2 separate regions of the Homo sapiens genome follow, and region 2 is linked to region 1. A link is an interaction called in ENCODE POLR2A ChIA-PET data of the cell type or tissue named here. Cell type or tissue: OCI-LY7. All regions are shown on one strand. Links, peaks and the distances in the headings refer to the core of each region. The heading gives the core; the rest is flanking DNA. Region 1 overlaps REL (REL proto-oncogene, NF-kB subunit). Region 2 overlaps PUS10 (pseudouridine synthase 10).

Region 1 (4,000 bases), core at 1-4,000:
TTAATTCCTTGAATATATTAAGTATAGTTACTTTAAATTATATGTCTGAAAACTTCATTATTTGGATCCTTTGTGGTATGTTTTTATTGCCTGTTGCTTTCTTTTAAAAAAAAATTTTTTATTTTGCCTCCTCATATGTGTGGTTATTTAAGATAAAATACCAGTCATTTTCTGTGAAAAAGAGTAAAGATTTTAGGCCTACAATATTATCTCCCTGCAGAAAATTTTCTTCTGGCTAGTGGCCGGGTACACTAGCAATCCCAGGTCACCTAAAATCAGTGAATGATTTAGGTTATTTGAAGTTGGGCTTTCATCCCTGAAATCTGATATGTTTCCAGTTCACCCTTACTCCTAGGGTATAGCTCTTTCAGACCTCAAATCCCCCAAAGCCTTGGGTATTTATCAGATCCCACATCCTTGGCAAACTCTCAACTCCTTTATTTTTTCCCTATAGTTTATTGAGAGTTCATCTCAATCTTCTTAACCATCTCTTAGAAAATTGTCAGGCTATATTCAGATAAAAGTGGCCTCTCATTCTGAACTGTGGGTTTTCTTCTCTCATATCTTGGTCGCATGGTTTTTCATGACCTTGTTAGCTCTCTAATGTCATTAGAGAAATTTTGTTTCATATTTTGTCCACTTTATTCTCATGGTTGAATTGGTCCAGTTTACAGATTATCATCTATCATTACCAAAGTAGAACTTCTTTTTATTAACGTTTACTTTATGCTTTCTTCAGTAACTTGTAAAAGTATCTAAATGTTTGGTTGTTCAATAGGACTTTAAGTAATTCTTCAGTCATTTATGTTAATTGAGAAAATGTATAATAAATATCACTACTAGGTTCAACACCTAGTGGAGATACATCAGACATCCCTTCTGACTTCATTTGAAACTTTGTCTAATAGGATAGAAGAGGCATACATAAATGATTATCATGTAAGATTTTAAAACTTTTAAGGGCATAAGAAAGGTATAGGTCAAGTCTTGCACTGATTTAGAGAGGAGAAATATTCCCTCCATTGCAGAGGATGAAGTTAGGCTTTATAGAAAAGAAGCTTTGAGCTGGGGTTTCAGCCTTACACTGAATCTTGCATTGGGTAAAAACGGGTATCTGTCATGATTCTTGCCTGTCAGTAGTTTTTAACCATGTTGTGCAGAGATGAAAGTAATTCTGATGCAGTAGTAATTGTATTTCCACACATTGAGAAGATTCAAAGCAAAATCTCATAAACAGTGATTTTTTTTGAGAAGTAAGTAGAATTTCTTCCCTGTAGTAGAACTATTATGTGACTAAATGTTTTTGAACTTTGGCTTATTGACCAGTTTGTTTATTTTTCTTTTATGTGCCATTTAAAAATATTTAAAATAAACTTTTATTGAGATACAATAAAATCTACCCGAATATGTCCTGCTACATAACCACAATCAAGCTATGGAACATTTCCATCACCCCCTAAAATTTCCCTGGTCCCCTTCTCGCTCAGTTCCCTACCCTGCCTCTGCCTCAGGCAATTACTAATCTGCCTTCTGTCACTGGAGATTAATCTTTTCTAAAACTGCATGTAAATGGAAGCATACAGTATACTTTTGTATCTGGTTTCTTTTGCTCAACATGGTTTTGAGATACATTCATTTGGGAGTGTATACCCATAGCTTGTTTTTTTGTTTTTTTTTTTTTTTTGAGATGGAGTCTTGCTCTGTCGCCCAGGCTGGAGTGCAGTGGCACAATTTCGGCTCACTGCAAGCTCTGCCTCTCGGGTTCACCATTCTCCTGCCTCAGCCTCCCAAGTAGCTGGGATTATAGGCGCCCGCCACCACGCCTGGCTAATTTTTTGTATTTTTAGTAGAGGCGGGGTTTCACCGTGTTAGCCAGGATGGTCTCGATCTCCCAACCTCATGATCCACCCACCTCGGCCTCCCAAAGTGCTGGGATTACAGGTGTGAGCCACCACGCCTGGCCAGTTTGTTCTCTTTTATTGCTGAGTTTATTCCATTGTAGGTCTATACCACACTTTGTTTATCCATTCACAGAGTTCACATAGGTTTGTTTTTAAACTTACCAGGAACATCTAGCTACAAATTTATCTTTTTTGCATATTGATTACTCATCTTTGCAATTGAGAGACACTAATATCTTGAATGCTACATTTATAATGCTGTAAAAATGGATTTTGAAGAGGTAGCTCTCATATTGCCTACACAATAGTGCCAGTAGAGTATGCTGCTGTAACACAAGTGTTGGTATCATAACATTTTGACCTTTCAGTTGTACAGAGTACAGATGTGTTTTTATGCACTGTTTCAAAGATTAAGCATAAGAATGCTAATACTGGGATACTTATAAATGTTGTGATAGCTAAGTAGACTCTCAATGTCATTAAATAAAAACAGTACAAAATACATTATCAGTTTTATTAGTTATTGCCTGTAAAATAAGGAATTTGGGCTTAACTATGTTTCTAAATTTAGTGTTTCAAAATTTAATACTTTGCAAAGTAAAATTGTTATGTAAATAATGTGCATGTCTTGCTTTTTAAAAATATGACTTATTGCTATAGCTTATGGCATTTGAAAAGGCAATATTTTCTTTTGGAACTGGATTTCTGGTTCAAATACTAATTTAACAAACTATTATACTATATTCTATCATGAGCTTTTCTAGTTTTATAGAACTGTAAAATTTTTAATTAAAACATTTTTTAAGTTTGCACGTAAAATTTCTTATGGAAACTAGCTATCTTAACATTTTTTTGTTTCTTGGTATTTCATCCTTAAAATGTTGATCCACATTTAGTAGATACTCTTGTGTATGTCATTTTTATGTACAACACATGTACAATTTTCTAATAGATTTCAATTTTTAAAAGCATAGGCTCTAAATTTAATGACTTGAGTTCACATTTCCACCCTGTCACTGTGAAACTTTGGGCAAGTAATTCATCTCTTTACAGTCAGTTCCAGGCCAGGCTCAGTGGCTCACGCCCATAATCCCAACACTTTGGGAGGCCAAGGTGGGTGGATCACTTGAGCCTGGGAGTTTGAGACCACCCTGGGCAACATAGTGAAACCCCATCTCTACAAAAAAATAGAAAAATTAGCTGGGCGTGGTGGCATGTGCCTGTAGTCCCAGCTACTCAGGAGGCTGAGATGGGAAGATCACTTGAGCCTGGGAGGCGGAGGTTGAGGTGAACCAAAATCGCATCACTGCACTCCAGCCTGGGCAACAGAGTGAGACCCCCATGTCAAAAAAACGAACTAAACTCAGTTCCTCGTTTGTAAAATGGGGATGAAAGTAATTCTTGTACAGATTTAGGAGATAATTTACAGAGTCCTTAACACAACAACTGGACCAAATACATACTTGTTGAATGAATGGGTAAATGCCATTCTTTGTTGTGTACAAACCTGCAACTATTTTTTAAAACTTTGATTTGTTATTAATGTCAACTTGGGATTTTGCTTTAAATCCCAGGTGAGGGGATAGTTACTTCCTGAACATGGCTATAATTTATCAAATACTGTTAGATAGTGATTACTTGATAAGAATGATAAAAGGCATTCTTGAGATTGTATACTGTTCTATTTTTATTCATACATATTTGGATGCTATTCAAGGTTATTGGCTATAATGGGCAGGGAGGAGGACCTAGCAAGTCTTTAGGTCTATGTGACTATTACATTTAAAAAATTTTTTTTTTCTATTCAGTCCCTGAAAAACAGCTGAATGATATTGAAGATTGTGACCTCAATGTGGTGAGACTGTGTTTTCAAGTTTTTCTCCCTGATGAACATGGTAATTTGACGACTGCTCTTCCTCCTGTTGTCTCGAACCCAATTTATGACAACCGTAAGTACTTCATTTTCTTATATTTGTAGTCTTAACTTGTTTTTTGTAATAGTTTAATTCTTAAAATTATTTTGGTAATTAGGAAAACAATATATTCATGATAGGAAAACTTCCAGACATTAGAGAAATATATAACAGAAAGGAAATCTT
Region 2 (16,751 bases), core at 7,818-11,817, 69 kb after region 1:
TGCGCGTGGAGCTGCCTGCCCCACTGCAGCCAGCGTGCCTGCTGTGTGCGATGGCTGGACCCCATGCTCACTCACACACCTCTCGCTGCTCCACGCCTGGCTTGCCCTTGGCAGGCATCAGACCCAGGCGTAGCGTGCCAGGCCGAGTGGACAGAACGAGCCTAGCGGGCTAGAGAAAAACTCGGGCAAAGACGCCACTGTCCACAGAGGTTTCCAGCTGGCGAAGCAACACCCCAAGGATCCCGTAACACCAGTGCCTGAATGTCTCACCAGTACCTTCTGATGTGTTAGTTTACTCTGCTAGCTCAACCTAATACATTTATAGTAGTAGTATTACAAGACCCCTTCCTTTTTTCCTTTCATTTATTAGAGCCTTATTTCAAAATGCATGGGCATAGTATCATGGTTCTGTTTGTTTGTTTGTTTGAGACGGAGCCTCACTCTGTCGCCCAGGCTGGAGTGCTATGGCGTGATCTCGGGTCACTGCAACCTCCACCTCCTGGGTTCAAGCAATCCTCCTGCCTCTGCCTCCCGAGTAGCTGGGACTACAGGTGCACGCCACCACACCCAGCTAATTTTTGTATTTTTAGTAGAGACAGGGTTTCACCTTGTTGGCCAGGATGGTCTCAGTATCTTGACCTCGTGATCCGCCCGCCTTGGCCTCCCAAAGTGCTACGATTATAGACATGAGCCACTGCACCCAGACAGTATCATAGTATTATAACACACAAATTACTATGAGTCAGAAAACCTAACTTTAGGTTTTACTTAATTTCTGGGACTCAACTTTCTAATGTGTAAAATGAGAGAATTACTAAGATGATTGTAATTTAAACTTTTCTGGATGCCTAAAGAAATCATTTATAGGCACTGTTATTAAACTGTTTTATAATAGACGACTGAGACCTATGGGACTTAGGGAGCATTCAAAAAAAAAAAAAAAAAAGAATAATGGTCTCCTAAAACTGAAACCTTGTAGTTAATTTTGTCCCGCCCTTCCTTCAGCCTCATTCTTTTTCTTTGTTTTTTTTCTTTTATTTTGAGACAGAGTCTCACTCTGTCACCCAGGCTGGAGTGCTGTAGCACGATCTCGGCTCACTGCACCCTCCTCCTCCCCGTTTCAAACGATTCTCCTGCCTCAGCCTCCTAAGTACCTGGGAGTACAGGCACCCGCCACCACATCCAGCTAATTTTTATATTTTTAGTAGAGACCGGGTTTCATCATGTTGGCCAGGCTGGTCTGAAACTCCTGACCTTAAGTGATCTGCCTACCTCGGCCTCTCAAAGTGCTGGGATTACAGGCATGAGCCACCTCTCCTGGCCCAGCCTCCTTCTTTAAGAGATCAATAAACACATGTCCTTATATATACAAAAATATTAATACTTCCCTTGCAGGACTATTGTGATGATTTAATGTGTTTGTAAAGACCCAAGTCATATTCCTGGCAAATACTGAATAAATGGTAATTAATACTGTTGTTGAACTGAAACCTTATCTGTACTTTACAAATAATAAAATTCAGATTTATACCTTAAAAGATTTACAGGACTTGATCTCATTCCGTCATATTTCCAAACTGCTTTGCTATAGCTAGTTCTGAAACCTCCCTCTTCAATGAAATCTGAGCTATAGAGAGCTATCTGTCTCTTCTTTAAGGAACCTCAGACTCTTCCGTCTTTTCTTAGTGACCTTTGTGTCTCTTCTTTTGAAGCAAACTCTGTTCTCTACAAGTCACTTCCAGGTGATGTCATCAAGTCTGCAATGTATCCCACCATCCTCTAATTATAAAGTAGGGCGGAACTGGAGGTTGCCAAGGGAAACCAGGTAACCATGTGTAACACATGAAATTAAATCAAATGTCTTTAGTATCTGAGACTTGTTAAATGGTTTTTCCTTCCAAAGCCTCTGCAGGCTCCCTGCTCCAGCATGCCAGCAGATTGGACAGAACTAACCACACAGCAGGGGCTTAAAGGCTGAATCTCAAATAAGTCAGCATTGCTGGATTATTCAATTGTTACCACAAGCTAATAATGCCCTGGACCTGCTTCTGGCAAGGAAAAAGAAGTATATTTCTCCCTTTCAAATCACCAAGATAATTTTGATAAATGTTCTGTCCCTTAGTGAATAGAAAAAAATCTATTCTCTAGAGTAAACAAAAAAATTTTTCCTCCCCAACAGAAGCAAATGGCATTAAAGTTATCAGGTTTAATCAAATTTGATACCAGAGGCAGTATGTCACCTCTGGAAAATTAAGAAAACACAATTTAATCCTGGACTATGTTTAACTTTATTGGAGAATGTTAGGCAAGTCCTAAATGGGGCAGTTGAATAAGTGCTTGCTAAAGTGCTTGTGTACTCTGCTAACACTAACACACACACCATAGACCAGAAGGTCTATGCCCGGGAATGGTGTTTGAGCTTTCTGAGTTAGAGGTTCATCTAGTACCAAATAATGAGAGTGGGTGACAGTAGGAACAGGGATTGAAGTTGATTCAAGCAGAGGTGATGGAGAAAGGATAGAGACAGAGAGAGGTGTTAAAAATGGTGTGTTGCAAAACTACAATTCAGTAAAGTTGGACACTTTGGGGTATGTTATGTGTGTTCATAAGTGAGGTTAGGGGTTCAGCGATTAAAGATGAAACTGGAAAGTTCAGAAGGTTTTGATTGCCAAGCTAGGTCATGAACCCAAAGACTGAAACCATAACATGAGATGTGATTCATTTACGTATAGGCCAAGACTCGCGGCAGCACAAAGAAACATTTGATATTTGAATCTTCTATAATTCATCAAGTTGCAATATAACCATCATTTTTGTACTATTGTTTTTCTTGTGTGGTAGTTTAAGAGGAAAATATGTCTTGTGCTAAAATATTTCTTTATCATACATGGGAAAGTATACTGTGAGAAAGTCATATTTTCCAGAAAAATGAGAGAATGTGTCCAGCCCACTTTTCTCATTTTTGTTGTCTATCTGGCTCTTATAGACATCTGAGTCTGTAATTCCTGATGGAGGGAAACAAACACTAGATCAAAAGGCAGGCTCTGCTTCTCTTATGTGATCACTAGCAAGGTGGCTTCTCTCTCTGGGTTTCTCAAACCGTAAGAGGAAGGTATTCAATTTATTTAGGGGGTACTGCCTATGTGGTGAGATTGCAATTGAGAATGCAGAGATAAAAAAACAGTCTCTGCCCATGAGCAAACCCATGAACTAAGACAAAACGATAATAAACATTAAGCTATTAATAGTAACAGTAATGAAAATAATTAAAATACAGAGTGGTGGGGGCTGAGACAGAGACACACTTAGGAGGGGCATGTAAAGGATCCTCGGCTCAGTCTTGCAGGAGAAGTGACACCTAATCTGAGCTTCGAAGGATCAGCTACTTACAATTCACAGGGCAGGCCGGCTTGGGGCTCCCGCCTATAATCCCAGCACTTTGGGAGGCTGAGGAGGGTGGATCACCTGAGGCCAGGAGTTCAAGACCACCCTGGCCAACATGGTGAAACCCCATCTCTACTAAAAATACAAAAATTAGCCGGGTGTGGTGGTGCGCACCTGTAATCCCAGCTACTAGGGAGACTGAGGCAGGAGAATCGCTTGAACCTGGGAGGCGGAAGTTGCAGTGAGCTGAGATTGCACCACTGTACTCCAGCCTGGGCAACAGAGTGAGACTCCATCTTAAAAAAAAAAAAAAAAAAAAAAGAATTCACAGGGTGAAAAACGTGGAAAGTATGTTCCAAACAGAGGAAACCCAAAGGTGCAAATGCCAGAGAGCACTGGGAAGGTTCTGGGGACTATGTCAGTGGTCCCTAAAGAACTGAGGATGTGTGGCTGGGAAATGCAAAGGAGGAAGCAGGACTTAGATCACAGAACTACTGGACCCATACTAAGGGGTTTAGATATTCCCCTTAAGGCAATATGGTCCCACAGAAGGATTTTAAGGAATGAAGTAGCATGATCATATTTGTCTTCAGGAATGCCCACTCTGGTTGCATTGTGAATTAGAAGAAAAAGATGGGAATTAAAGAAAAGGAAGATTTGTCGTAAACTAAAGCAGTAATTCAAGCAAGAAAAAATATATTACAGCAATGCTAGTGATGATAAAGTGTAGGCAACTTTAAGAACTATTGAGAACACAGATTGGCAGGACTTGCTGATTGGCAGTGATGTTGAGGTTTCTAAATCACCACCAATGCCCTTCAAACTATATTCTTTTGAATCTTACACATCTCTTGGACTCATTTATAATAACAAAGATAAAATAAATATAGACTGAGAATAATGACAATAGAAAAATGACAATAGTTGTGTGGGCAGCTGGAGGCATTTAGCAGTACCCCCTGCTCCAAACTCTTCTCCCAACACATACACATACACATACACATACACATACACATACACATACACATACACATATGCATACATACATACAAACATTTATGTAATTTTTTCTTGCACTGTAATAGCCATTTGGAAACTGGGCTCAATAAGGAGGTTAGTGACAAGAGAAATTCTTCTTCCTTCTCTCTATCCAGACCACTGCCTAAGATTTCCTCCTTCTCCTCCTCCCCATCCCCAGCATGCTAGTGCCTTAAGCTTCTGCTCCATCAGGGCCTGTGCCTCACCGTGTGTCAGGGTTGTGGCAGCATGCTATAACCTTGAACATCTGCCTCTCCTTGTGTCTCAGGCGTGGTGGCAAAAAAGAGGAAGGTAAGAGAGGAAGGGGGAATATTTTCCTATAACCACTGTTTGATCTACCACTTAGTTGACTCTTGCACCACCACCATCTCCTCACCCCCGCCACCTCCCCATCTCAAAACTTTCTTCTTTTCCCCAAAGGCTTGGATGTCAGACGTGTGATTAAATGAATGTAACAGACTGAATCTAGGTGTCTCCTCTGATAAATAAAACCTATGTTGGCCATGTTTAAAAACCCATCAAAATCCTCTTTTCTTTCCCTACATGGTTGAGAAAAAAGAAAATGAAGTGAGACATAAGAAGAGATCATTTAACTCTAGGTTTTCTCTCTACTTTGGCAATAAGAACTTTTAGATAGCATTGAAAAGGTTGAAGATCTTCTTTTTGGACAAGTCAAGAGGGGAAAAGCAAGGACAGATCAGCATAGAATGAATCTGTGGGGCCAAATTAGGTTTTACAGCTCTATTACTCCAGTTCCTGGAATTGCTATTTTTATGTTGTGAGTTTTAAGGAAATTGTATTGCATCTTCCAACACTGTAGGTGCTGATGTTTGTTTAGAAATGAAGGATTTGATTGGAAATAACAAGAGGAAATTCTGCAAGTGGGGTGGGGTAGGAGTAGAAGCAGGGAGGGGGATCAGAAAAGACACAACAGTTACAATAAAGAAAAGGCTCTGGGATAGATAAATGAAGACAGATATGGCTCAGTACTGTTCTTTAGTGTCATATGAAAATGAGAGAGAACACACATAGCAACTGAATTTCAGGTAACTCTAGAGTTAATAACCTCAGTGAAACAAGGATCTCAAACATCTGTTGGCAGCCGGGTGTGGCTGAGAAGTGCAAATGTACTCCCTCTTTGAATTTGGTTTTAGAGAGCCAGCATCTTCTCTGAAACATTTATAGTGGCCAGGACTTTGTACAGTGAAGCCCCATTCTAAGGATACCTCTGAGTTCCTGCCTTGAGCACAATACAAGTTGCAAGAAATCCAGCACAACCATCAGAGGATAAGGCTGACCTGTGATGGCAGCTTCCCTGGAGGACCACCCATCTCCCACCAACTGTTCCTGCCTGTGGCTACGGAACTCTGTGCCTTTCATCCAACACTATCATCAGAAATCCACTAGCTCACATAACTAAATCACTTATAGAAACTTGGCCTGTGGACAAAATCAGCCACAAGAAAGAACCAAAACACCAAGTAGGTCAGTGCTTCCATTTAAGTTGCAGTTCTGCTGACAAACACACATGAACACACAATAAATGTGTAAAAACAAAAATGCATGTAAAATGTAATTATATATATAGATGAAGATATATACACACGTACAGTAGACTATTCTATTCAAAGAAGATTTAAAGAATTATAGAAGATGAGTACAGGCACCTTCAAAAAAATTAAATTGTTATATGTAGATCAGTGGTTCTCTAACAGTTTGGTTAAGGACCCATTACATTCTTTTTTTTATGAGACAGAGACTCACTCTGTTGCCCAGGCTGGAGTGCAATGACACAATCTCGTCTCACTGCAACCTCTCCTCCTGGGCTCAAGCGATTCTCCTGCCTCAGCCTCCTGAGTAGCTGGGACTACAGGCACGCGCCACCATGCCTGGCTAATTTTTGTATTTTTTTAGTAGAGATGGGGTTTCGCCATGTTGGCCAGGCTTGTCTCAAACTCCTGACCTCAGGTGATCCACCTGCCTTGGCCTCGCAAAGTGCTGGGATTACAGGTGTGAGCCACCACGCCAAGCCTACATTCTTAAGTTTTTAAGAACCTCAAGTAGCTTTTGTTTATGTTGGTTATAGCTATCAATATTTACCATATTAGCAATTAAAACCATAAATTAAATTATTTTTTTTGAGACTGAGTCTCGCTCTGTCACCCAGGCTGGAGTGCAACAGCAAGATTTCGGCTCACTGCAACTTTTGCCTCCCAGGTTCAAGCGATTCTCCTGCCTCAGCCTCCCAAGTAGCTGGGATTACAGGTGCCCGCCACCACATCTAGCTAATTTTTGTATTTTAGTGGAGATGGGGTTTCACCATGTTGGCCAGGCTAGTCTTGAACTCCTGACCTCAGGTGATCTGCCTGCCTTGGCCTCCCAAAGTGCTGGGATTATTGGCGTGAGCCACCGTGCCTGGCCTAAAAAATATTTATTAATTCATTAAAAATTAATGACAAAGTAATAAATCCATTATGTGTTAACATAAATAACTTTTCTTGAAAAATATATTTTTCAAACAAAATAATTTAGTGAGAAAACTGATGCTGTGGTACATTTTTGCAAATCTCTTTAATATACATCTTAATAGGAGATACCTGGATTTTCATTCTGCCTCTACATTCAATTTGCTGTAATCACATAGCCTCTGGAAAACTCCACTGTATACTCTTAAAAGAATGAGAGTGAAAAAAGCAAATTATTATAAACTATAAAAATACTTTTGACCTCGTGAACCCCTTGCAAGGACTTCTAGGGGTTGCTAGACCACACTTTGAAACAAACAATTTTGAAGGAAAGTAAAGTAACAAATTAATTATTTGGTAATTAAATAGCTAATATTTAATTAATCAAAATTTGACTCAAGAAGAGGGAAAAAACAGATTGACCAATAACTTTTCTTTTTCCATCTCCATTAAAAAAATAAAAATAATAAAAAAATAAAGAGGCCTCTAACTTCCTCCTAGTCACAATGCAGGTATTTGGTCCCAGGACTACAGGACTGCCTGACTCCAGCAGGAACTCCGTATACTTACTTCTCTCCTCTCTCCAGAAAATCTGTCTTTATCTTGATCCCTGGATTTATTTATTTATTTTATTTATTTATTTATTTATTTTTTGGAGACAGAGTCTTGCTCTGTCACCCAGGCTGCAGTGCAGTGGCACGATCTTGGCTTACTGAAACTTCCACCTCCTGGGTTCATGCAATGCTTGTGTCTCAGCCTCCCGAGTAGCTGGGATTACAGGTGTGCACCACCACACCCAGCTAATTTTTGTATTTTTAGTAGAGGCAGGGTTTTGCAATGTTGGCCAGGCTGGTCTCAAACTCCTGACCTCAAATGATCCATCTGCCTCAGCCTCCCAAAGTGCTGGGATTACAGGCGTGAGCCACCATGCCTGGCCAGATAGAACAATAACTTTTAATAGAAGAAATTGAAAAAGTAATAAAGACCTACCTTTATAACCATCTAATATCATTTTATAAGTGAATTTAACAACATTTCAAGAAACAAAAACAGATAATTTCTTTGTTGTTAAAATTTTCAAAGCGTAAGAAAACCTCACAGTTCTTTCCAAAAGTTTTACATAATCTAATATAAAATCTAATTGCATGATTTAATACCTAAACCAAATATCTATGTATGTAAATATCCTAAATAAAATATTAAGTCGAATTTTTTTTTTTTTGAGACAGGGTCTCTTTCTGACACCCAGGCTGGAGCTCAGTGGCGCGATCATGACTCACTGCAGCCTCTAACTCCCAGGCTCAAGTGATCCTCCACCTCAGCCAGCTGAATTGTATTCCCTTCAATTCAGCATTTCCAATTCTAAGAATTTATCAGACAAAAATATAGTCTTGAGTAGCTGGGACTACAGGCATGCACCACCATACCTAGCTAATTTTTTGTCTTGGTAGAGATGGGGGTCTCACTACGTTGACCATGCTGGTTTCAAAATCCTGGCCTTAAGCAATCCTCCTGCCTTGGTCTCCCAAAGTGCTGGGATTACAGGCATAAGCCACCACACCCAGCCCTTAAGTCTAATTGTTACTATAATCAGAATGAAAAATGCTTATTTCAAGAAAACAACACAAATTCAACACAAGGAAATTATTAGTTTACTTGACTACAAAATAGATAAAAGGAGAAAAATATAATTATTACAAATATCTATTTATTATTTTTAACACAACATACTATACTTGGAATAGAAGCAAATTTCATTAAATAAAGGATAGGCTGGGCGCGGTGGCTCACGCCTGTAATCCCAGCACTTTGCGAGGCTGAGGCAGGTGGATCACCTGAGGTCAGGAGTTTGAGACCAGCCTGACCAACATGGTGAAACCCCTCTCTACTAAAAAATACAAAAAAATTAGCTGAGCATGGTAGCGCATGTAATCCCAGCTACTCAGAAAGCTGAGGCAGGAGAATCGCTTGAACCAGGGAGGCGGAGGTTGCAGTGAGCCGAGATCGCATCATTGCACTTCAGCCTTGGCAACAAGAGCAAAATTGCATCTCAAAAAAAAAAAAATTAGATAAAGTGTACCTATCAGAATAGAGCTAACAATATACTTAGTATTAAAATATACACATATGATACACCTAAATATACTGTATATATTTTTAAAATAGTAAAAAAGAAATGACAAAACTATCATTATTTGCAAATAAGGTAACTGCATACCTAGATAATAACTGAAAAACCACTAGGATTAATAATAGAGACCTGCAAGTTAGTCAGTTCCAAGACAAACATTAAACACACACACCTACAAACATGCATATATTACTTTCCTAATAGCCAAAGAAAAAAAATTATGGGAAAAAGAGATTCCACTCAAATTTCAACTAAAATCAAAAATAAAAAACATTTAAAAACACATAGGAATAAATAAATGTGTGAGGAAAAACTATAATATAATTGAAAGATCAAAACAAATATTGAAAAAGTACAGATAAATTTGTTCCTAGATGAAAAGTTCCATAAAATTAGAAATTTATGTTTGTTAAATGACCACAAACAAAGGTAAATGGCAAATGTCAGGCTGGGTGGGAGAAACAGAATTGATGAAAGATTAATAGTCACTATGTCCAAAGAGCACTTACTAATCAATTTTAAAAAGCCAAATAACCAGAAAATAGAAACCCAGATGGCTAGTAAACATATAAAAAGATGTAAAAGTTCACCTGAAAATCAAATAGTACAAGTGTGAACTAAAACAAGAAAACTTTTGCATATAGGTTAGAAAATACCGAAGAGTGTAACTTCAGGTTTGAAAAAGACATGGGGTTGTAATACACTGCTGTAAACTGGTACCACCTTTTAGGAGGGCAATTTGGAAATACCTATCACAATTCTAAATCTGTATTCCCATCAATTCAGCAGTTCCAATTCTAAGAATTTATCAGACCAAAATATAGAAATACTAGACTCCATATACAAGTATGTTCATTGCAAATTCCATTTATAATAATAAAAACTGAAAACTGAAGGTGATCTGAATATTCTTCAACTGGATAAATGAATTAATTTAAGAAATTCTGATTTAACCATCTGTACGGGAAAGCTCATATATGCATATGTGAGCTCTGTAAGTTCTAACACAGTTGAAGGTTGTCAATGGTTGTTGCAAGGTAAAAAGTTTGCAGGACATGTATGTTTCACTAAAGCAAACAAACCCAAACTATGTGCAGTACATGCAGGTATACGTTAATATGTATATAGCAAAAGGTCTCAGAAAGAGATTACCAAAATGTTACTCCAGAAAATGGGAAGTAGAAAAGAGGAAGAGAAAGAGAGAGACTAATGTTAACTTTACATACTTCTGAGTTGTTTGGCACTTTCAGTAAGCATGTGCTGTTTTTATAATTTAAAAAAGAAAAAAATTAAATGTAATACTTGTGAATCCTTTTCAGAAATTTAAAGGTTATTTTAAAAACTCACAACCAATTATCTAAGTTATCTTTTGTATAACAGTAAGTTTGCTAAAATGAATTATATCTCAATTTATTATCAAATCAATTTACTAAAAAGAAATTAAAAGGAATATTAGATCACAAAATTTTAAAGTGTTACATAGTATATTTGCTTGGGTACTATTAGTTTGAGGAATCCTCATTTAAATATTATCTAATAGGTTGAGGTCTATTTTATTTTAAAATGTACTATATTTATAGGATCCTTGCTGCTTCACTATCACCTCTCAGCAATGAAAAACAGAGGAACAGTACAAAACAGTTTCTATTTTTGGGATGAGAATAAATTTTTACTTTTGAAAAATTTATAGGTTTTTTGAAATTTATTATTTCTATGAGGACTTTGTGCTAAAGATGAAATATTTTTTTCTCTCTTTTTTTTTGAAACAGGATCTCACTGTGTTGCTCAAGCTGGAGTGCAGTGGCATGATCTCAGCTCACTACAACCTCTGATTCCTGGGTTCAAGCGATTCTAACACCTCAGCCTCCCGAGTAGCGGGAATTACAGGCATGTGCCACCACAGCCAGCTAATTTTTGTATTTTTAGTAGAGATGGGGTTTCGCCATGTTGGCCAGGTTAGTCTTGAACTCCTGGCCTCAAGCAATCCACCCATCTAGCTTCCTAAAGTTCTGGGACTACAGAGGTGTTAGCCACTGCACCCGGCCTTTTCTCTTTTTTATTCCTCAGTGTCTTATTTGGATGGGGCCGTATCTAATGGGTTTACTCTAGGTTGGGTCTGCAATCCTTCAGAAATATGCTCGTAAGATTAGAACACTTGTTATAGGAGAAACCAGACTTCACCAAAAAAAAAAAAAAAAAAAAAAAAGTTACTTCTACTTTTGCATCAGGGAAATCAAAGGAAAATGCATTAAAAGTACCTACTAATTCAGAATGTGTGATGTTTTTGAATGGGTTGGGGAGGATTTACCTTTCTTTAGCAAGTACTTCCTTCATTGATAGATCAATAACACAAACCAGATTTTCAGGGACAATGCTTTAAATGTTTTAAAAAAACAGTTTTAAAGTGCTCTCCCATACATTTTTAAAGACCATATAATTAACATGCTAATTACAAATTTGGTTTTATCTATTCATTAAAAGATAACTCCAAGGATTCTTTCAAGCTGAAATTTAATGAATGGACTATGTTGACCTAGTTTAAGTTACCACATGCATTTGAATGTAATAAAACTACCTGTTTTAAAATTTTCTATATTTTATTTTCATTTCAAAGAGAAGAGTTACCCATTTATTTGAAGGTAAACCTCATTCCCCATAAATGCAACAGCTAAATTTTAGAGGTATTATGATATAGAATGAATGCTTTGTAAACTGTGAAATGCACACAAGCCCCATATATCATAATTTTATTTTTAAAGAAACATCTTCCTAAACTTAGTGAATTTTGCACTTTTCTTAAAATTATATGAATTTTGTGAAAAATAGGTTTGGTTATATGTCAAGCTGTTGATATTTAAGTCTTTCTAAATTTATTAAAGCAATACACCAAAAACTTCAAACAAAATCTTTCCAATATAAACAGTTAACTCTTCAATCTGCTAGTTTAGTGTGCCTGCCATCTCCTTTTCTTTCCAGGGACTTGCCTAAGTAGTATCAGAACAGCATAGGAAGGAGGTCATAAAGAATCCCAAACAAAGCAAGGGATTCGGAGACAGAAAGAACTGGGTTCAAGCTCTCTCTCCTACTTAGCCAGCAAGTGATTTAGAGCAAGTTCTGTGCCCTTTGGGTGTTTCTTTCCCCATCTAGAAGACAGGAAAAAAGAGGTTTCTTGTAAAATTGGAAGTTTAAATGAGATAGTTTATGAGAATGTTAATTGTTGTTTTTATAATACAGGTCTTCTGACTCTCTGTTCAGTAATTCGAAAAATAAATTAAGTTGCTTCTTAAAATCCATTAAATTAAAAAGGATCTCCTCAAGCTTTGATCTTTCCAAATTTTCTAGTTTTAGTCTAAAAGTTTAAAGTAGATGATATGATATTTATCAAAATTTGCCATGAATCTGAGAATGGAACAGTATCTGCAGTGGGTTAGTTTCTAGCTATGAATGCTTGTTAACAGGTGTGCAAGACGTAATGAATGACCAAGGCAGATTTAACCACACACCCAGTGACAAAATGCAATAAGACACGGGAAAGGAGAAAGGCAGGGGTCCCTGGACCTTAATTCCTGTCCAATTTAAATCCTGCCACTATCTTTATTAGGACACCTTGATGTAATATTTGCAAGGAAGAGAGGAAGGGAGGGAGGAAGAAAGAGAAGGAGAAAAATATAGAAAGTGAGAGAGAGAGAAAAAAAAGGAAGAAGAAAAAAGGAACCACAGATTCCTGAAAATAATTTGGTGACAACCTGTCTAAAGGCAAGGTCTAATGACAAAGCTTTGGTGTGTGGGAAATTTCAAGCAAATTTTTGGAGAATGGCAATGTGATGAGCTATTCATATATCACCACTAATTGTGTACAGTATGATATAAAAATAGAAGCTAAAATAGCTAAACAGGTCAGTGCAGTGGCTCGTGCCGCACTTTGGGATGCTGAAGCGGGCAGATCACTTGAGGTCAGGAGTTCGAGACAAGCTTGGCCAACATCACGAAACCCCATCTCTACTAAAAACACAAAAATTAGCTGGGCCTGCCTGTAATCTCTGCTGCTCATAAGGCTGAGGTAGGAGAAAAGCTTGAGCCCAGGAGGTGGAGGCATACTAAACTGGCAGTGAGCCTAGATCATGCGACTGCACTCCAGCCTGGGGGACACAGAGAGCCTCTGTCTCAAGAAAAAAAAAAAAAATTAGCCAGGCATGGTGGCACACGCCTGTAGTCCCAGCTATTTGGGAGGCTGAGGCAGGAGAATCTCTTGAACCTGGGAGGAGGAGGGTGCAGTGAGCTGAGATCGTACCACTGCACTCCAGCCTGGGTGAGAGAGCAAGACTCCGTCTAAAATAAATAAATAAATAAATAAATTTAATTAAATAACTAAACAAACTTTAAAAGGCCTAGGCTCACGAGATGTCAAAAATGATTATTAAATACATTATGAGAATAACCAGTAATGAATTTTTTCTACATTTCTCTTTAGCCAACTACTCCTCCATTACATAACCTTAAAATCTGCAAACATTCTAAGGGTCACTGTTAGGTGTAAATTCTAATATTAATTGCCAAAAAGAATATAAACTACTATAAATAAAATTTTGACATGTTTTCTCCTCATAGTCCTCCCTGTAATTAGTTTGTAAAATAAAAACTAGATTGGTAGATTTCCATTAGGGTTGCTTTAGTGTAAGAAAGTATTTCTGATCTTACAGATGAAAAAAAAACAATATAGTACACTTTGGTCTTAGTAATTTGCTTAATGCAGTAAATACAAATAATGTAACTATAATACAAATTAAAATTAGACAAATGCAAAAATTTTATCTTAAAAGTAAACAAATATAACTGGCCTTCTTGGTAAAAAGGGAAGATCAAATTTGAGGATGCGGTTTTTGTTTGTTTGTTTTTTGAGATGGAGTCTTGCTCTGTAGCCCAGGCTGGAGTGCAACGGTGCAATCTCGGCTCACTGCAACCTCTGCCTCCTGGGTTCAGGTGATTCTCCTGCCTCAGCCTCCCGAATAGCTGGGATTACAAGTGCGCGCCACCATACCGGGTTAATTTTTTTTTTTTTTTTTTTAGTAGAGACGGGGTTTTGCCAGGTTGGCCAGGCTGGTCTCAAACTCCTGACCTCAGGTGATCCACCTGCCTTGGCTTCTCAAAGTGCTGGGATTACAGGCATGAGCCCCACCACCTGGCCAGGCATGCGCTTTTGTTAAGCCCCTAAAACAGCAGTACAGAGGTTTGTTAAAACTGCATAAAATCCACTAGGATGGGGACAGTAGGAGTGCAGGGAATAGCAACAATTTGAAAGCTAGAAAGCAGATTGAACAGTGGTAAAGGACTTAGCAGACATCCCAAAAGTTGAATCCTAAATTGGCAGCAGAAGAAATGAATACTCCACAATAAAAACAGGAGTTAAGCAGCACCAAGGAATTCTGGAAATAAGCAGCACCAAGGAATTCTGGAAGTGGTGGTGGAAGGTAAAGGGTAGGAATAAAGAAAATTGACTGTTTGCAAAAGAGGCAGATTCTCAGATCCCCTACCCCACTCCATGCAGCCAGGTGAATGTCCCTCTCTAACCCTAGTAAAAGAACAGAGTTTTATTTCCTGGAGATGGTAAAATGAAGGTCTTTTGATTGAGTCTTTTGAGTCACATTTAAGGGCATTAATACTTCACTGAGTAAACATAGGCAGAAAGATGATGACATACACACATAACCCCAGGCCCCACCCGTTTTTGGACCTTGGCAGATTGCTAGATAGGAGACTGCATCTCTATAAAGAAATGTCACCTGCCCAAGACCTAAATGAAGACAGATAGCTCAGTATTCGGTAAAGCTCACAGTGAATCTTCCCTCTTTATTCACATATCTAGCTTCCAACTGCTTATTCTTTTTTTTTTTCTGAGACAGAGTTTCACTCTTGTTGCCCAAGTGCAATCTCAGCTCACTGCAACCTCCTCCTCCTGAGCTCAAGCTATTCTCCTGCCTCAGCCTCCCAAGTAGCTGGGACTACAGGCACCCACCACCATGCCCGGCTAATTTTTAAAAATATATTTTTAGTAGAGATGGGCTTTCACCATGTTGGCCAGGCTGGTCTCGAACTCCTGACTTAAAGTGATCCATCCGCCTCGGCCTCCCAAAGTGCTAAGATTACAGGCATGAGCCACCACGCCCAGGCTCAACTGCTTCTTATTCTGTACTCTTCAATATGACCAACTCACCAACAATAAGCAGGCAACTTGACATAGAAGGTACCAAAATAAACTGAAAAAAGTAACTTTAAGAAACTAGAGACAAAAAAATTACACAATAGCAACACATATTGATATTCTCAGAAAGATAAAATATTGTGTTTAACAAGAATAGGATCCTATTTTTCTAAAACACCCATACACATACTCACACGCACGCACGGGAAAAAAAACCTAGAAAACAGAAAAGGTCTTGGAATTAAAAACATAGTATTACTATTTATGAAAAGCTAAACAAGATTGGAAAACAAAGTTGAGAAAATTTGTTAATAGTGGATCAACCCTCCTGAGGACAACTAGAAAAGCTGGACAACTAAAAAAAAATTGCATGAAGACATCAGAAAGTTAACAAGGTAGTGAAGAGTTACAGGGCCAAAATTCAGAAGAAGGGAACCAAAGATGAGCCAGGTGTTTTGAGCAGCTTTTCCCTAAGGGGCATCTGTTGTCAGAAGAGAGAGAGGGAATCCTGATAAGCCCTATGTTTTGGCTGAAACCATGAAGCATGACACCCTAGAAGCAGGGGTAAATGGGGACGAGAACAGTCCTTAAAGGTGTTAAAGATCAACTTCAAATCACTGCAATCCCTGTAGCTGGATTAAGGTAATTGCAATCCCTGTGGCTGGATTAAGGTAATTCAGAATTGCTAATGCCCCTAGCTAGAACTCAGAAGAAAACAAAAATCCTCTCTGGAGGAGAACATTATTTTAGTTTCAAATTATATTTTTCATAATCAATGTCCAAATTTTCTTTTCTTTTCTTTTCTTTTGAGACAGGGTCTCACTCTGTTGTCCAGGCTGGAGTGCAGTGGCATAATCTCAGCTCACTGCAGCCTCCACGTCTGGGTTCAAGCAATCCTCCCACCTCAGCCTCCTGAGTAGCTGGGACTACAGGTGCACACCACCAAGCCCAGATAACTTTCTTCATTTTTTGTTGACATGAGGTCTTGTTATGCTGCCCAGGCTGGTCTTGAACTCCTGGGCTCAAATGATCCTGAGTTGGCCCCCTAAAGTGCTGAAATTACAGGTGTGAACAACCATGCCTGGCCTAACATTTTATTTTTTTGTAGAGACGGAGTCTCTCTATGTTGCCCAGGCTGGTCTCAAACTCCTGGGCTCAGGCAATCCTCCTGCCTCAGTCTCCTAAAATGCTGGGATTACAGGCATGAGTCCCTGCACCTGGCCTGACCTATACTTTAAAAAACAAAAACTAAACTAAAGGATATTCTTCATGCAGAAGAATATAATCCCAGATGACAGCTGAAATAAAGGGTAATACACAAGATGAATATGTAGGTAAATCTGTGAATATTGACTGATTGTATAGAATATTACTTGTATAAAATAATGTCACATGAGATTTAAACATGTGTCAAATTAAAACACACACAATGAAATGTAAATTAAGAGATACAAGGAATCCAAGTATTCCAAGGTCTTTGCATTCTCTGGGAAAGATAAAAGTATTTATTTTTATTTGAGAGAGAGAGTCTCAC

The links. ChIA-PET counts read pairs that join two places held together with the same protein. Peaks named below come from ENCODE experiments on the same cell type or tissue, not always from the same donor. Only the 100,000 strongest peaks of a DNase experiment are listed, where the experiment ranks them.
Region 2: POLR2A ChIA-PET joins it to region 1 with 6 read pairs; 3 of 35 experiments call an interaction of 5 or more read pairs at or near these places.

The regions. Positions count from the first base shown.
Region 1 is chr2:60,913,168-60,917,167 of GRCh38, forward strand. It overlaps REL (REL proto-oncogene, NF-kB subunit), which reads left to right. Exons shown (of 10, transcript NM_001291746.2): 5 at 3,710-3,850. Among named protein-coding and RNA genes, the nearest start is that of REL, 34 kb to the left of the region's middle. In OCI-LY7, for the core only: no CTCF peak of the experiment used is centred there; no DNase peak of the experiment used is centred there.
Region 2 is chr2:60,974,739-60,991,489 of GRCh38, forward strand. All of the region lies in intron 4 of PUS10 (pseudouridine synthase 10), which reads right to left. Among named protein-coding and RNA genes, the nearest start is that of PEX13, 35 kb to the right of the region's middle. In OCI-LY7, for the core only: no CTCF peak of the experiment used is centred there; a DNase peak (open chromatin) is centred at 10,193; H3K4me3 peaks cover 1,107 bases; H3K27ac peaks cover 2,152 bases.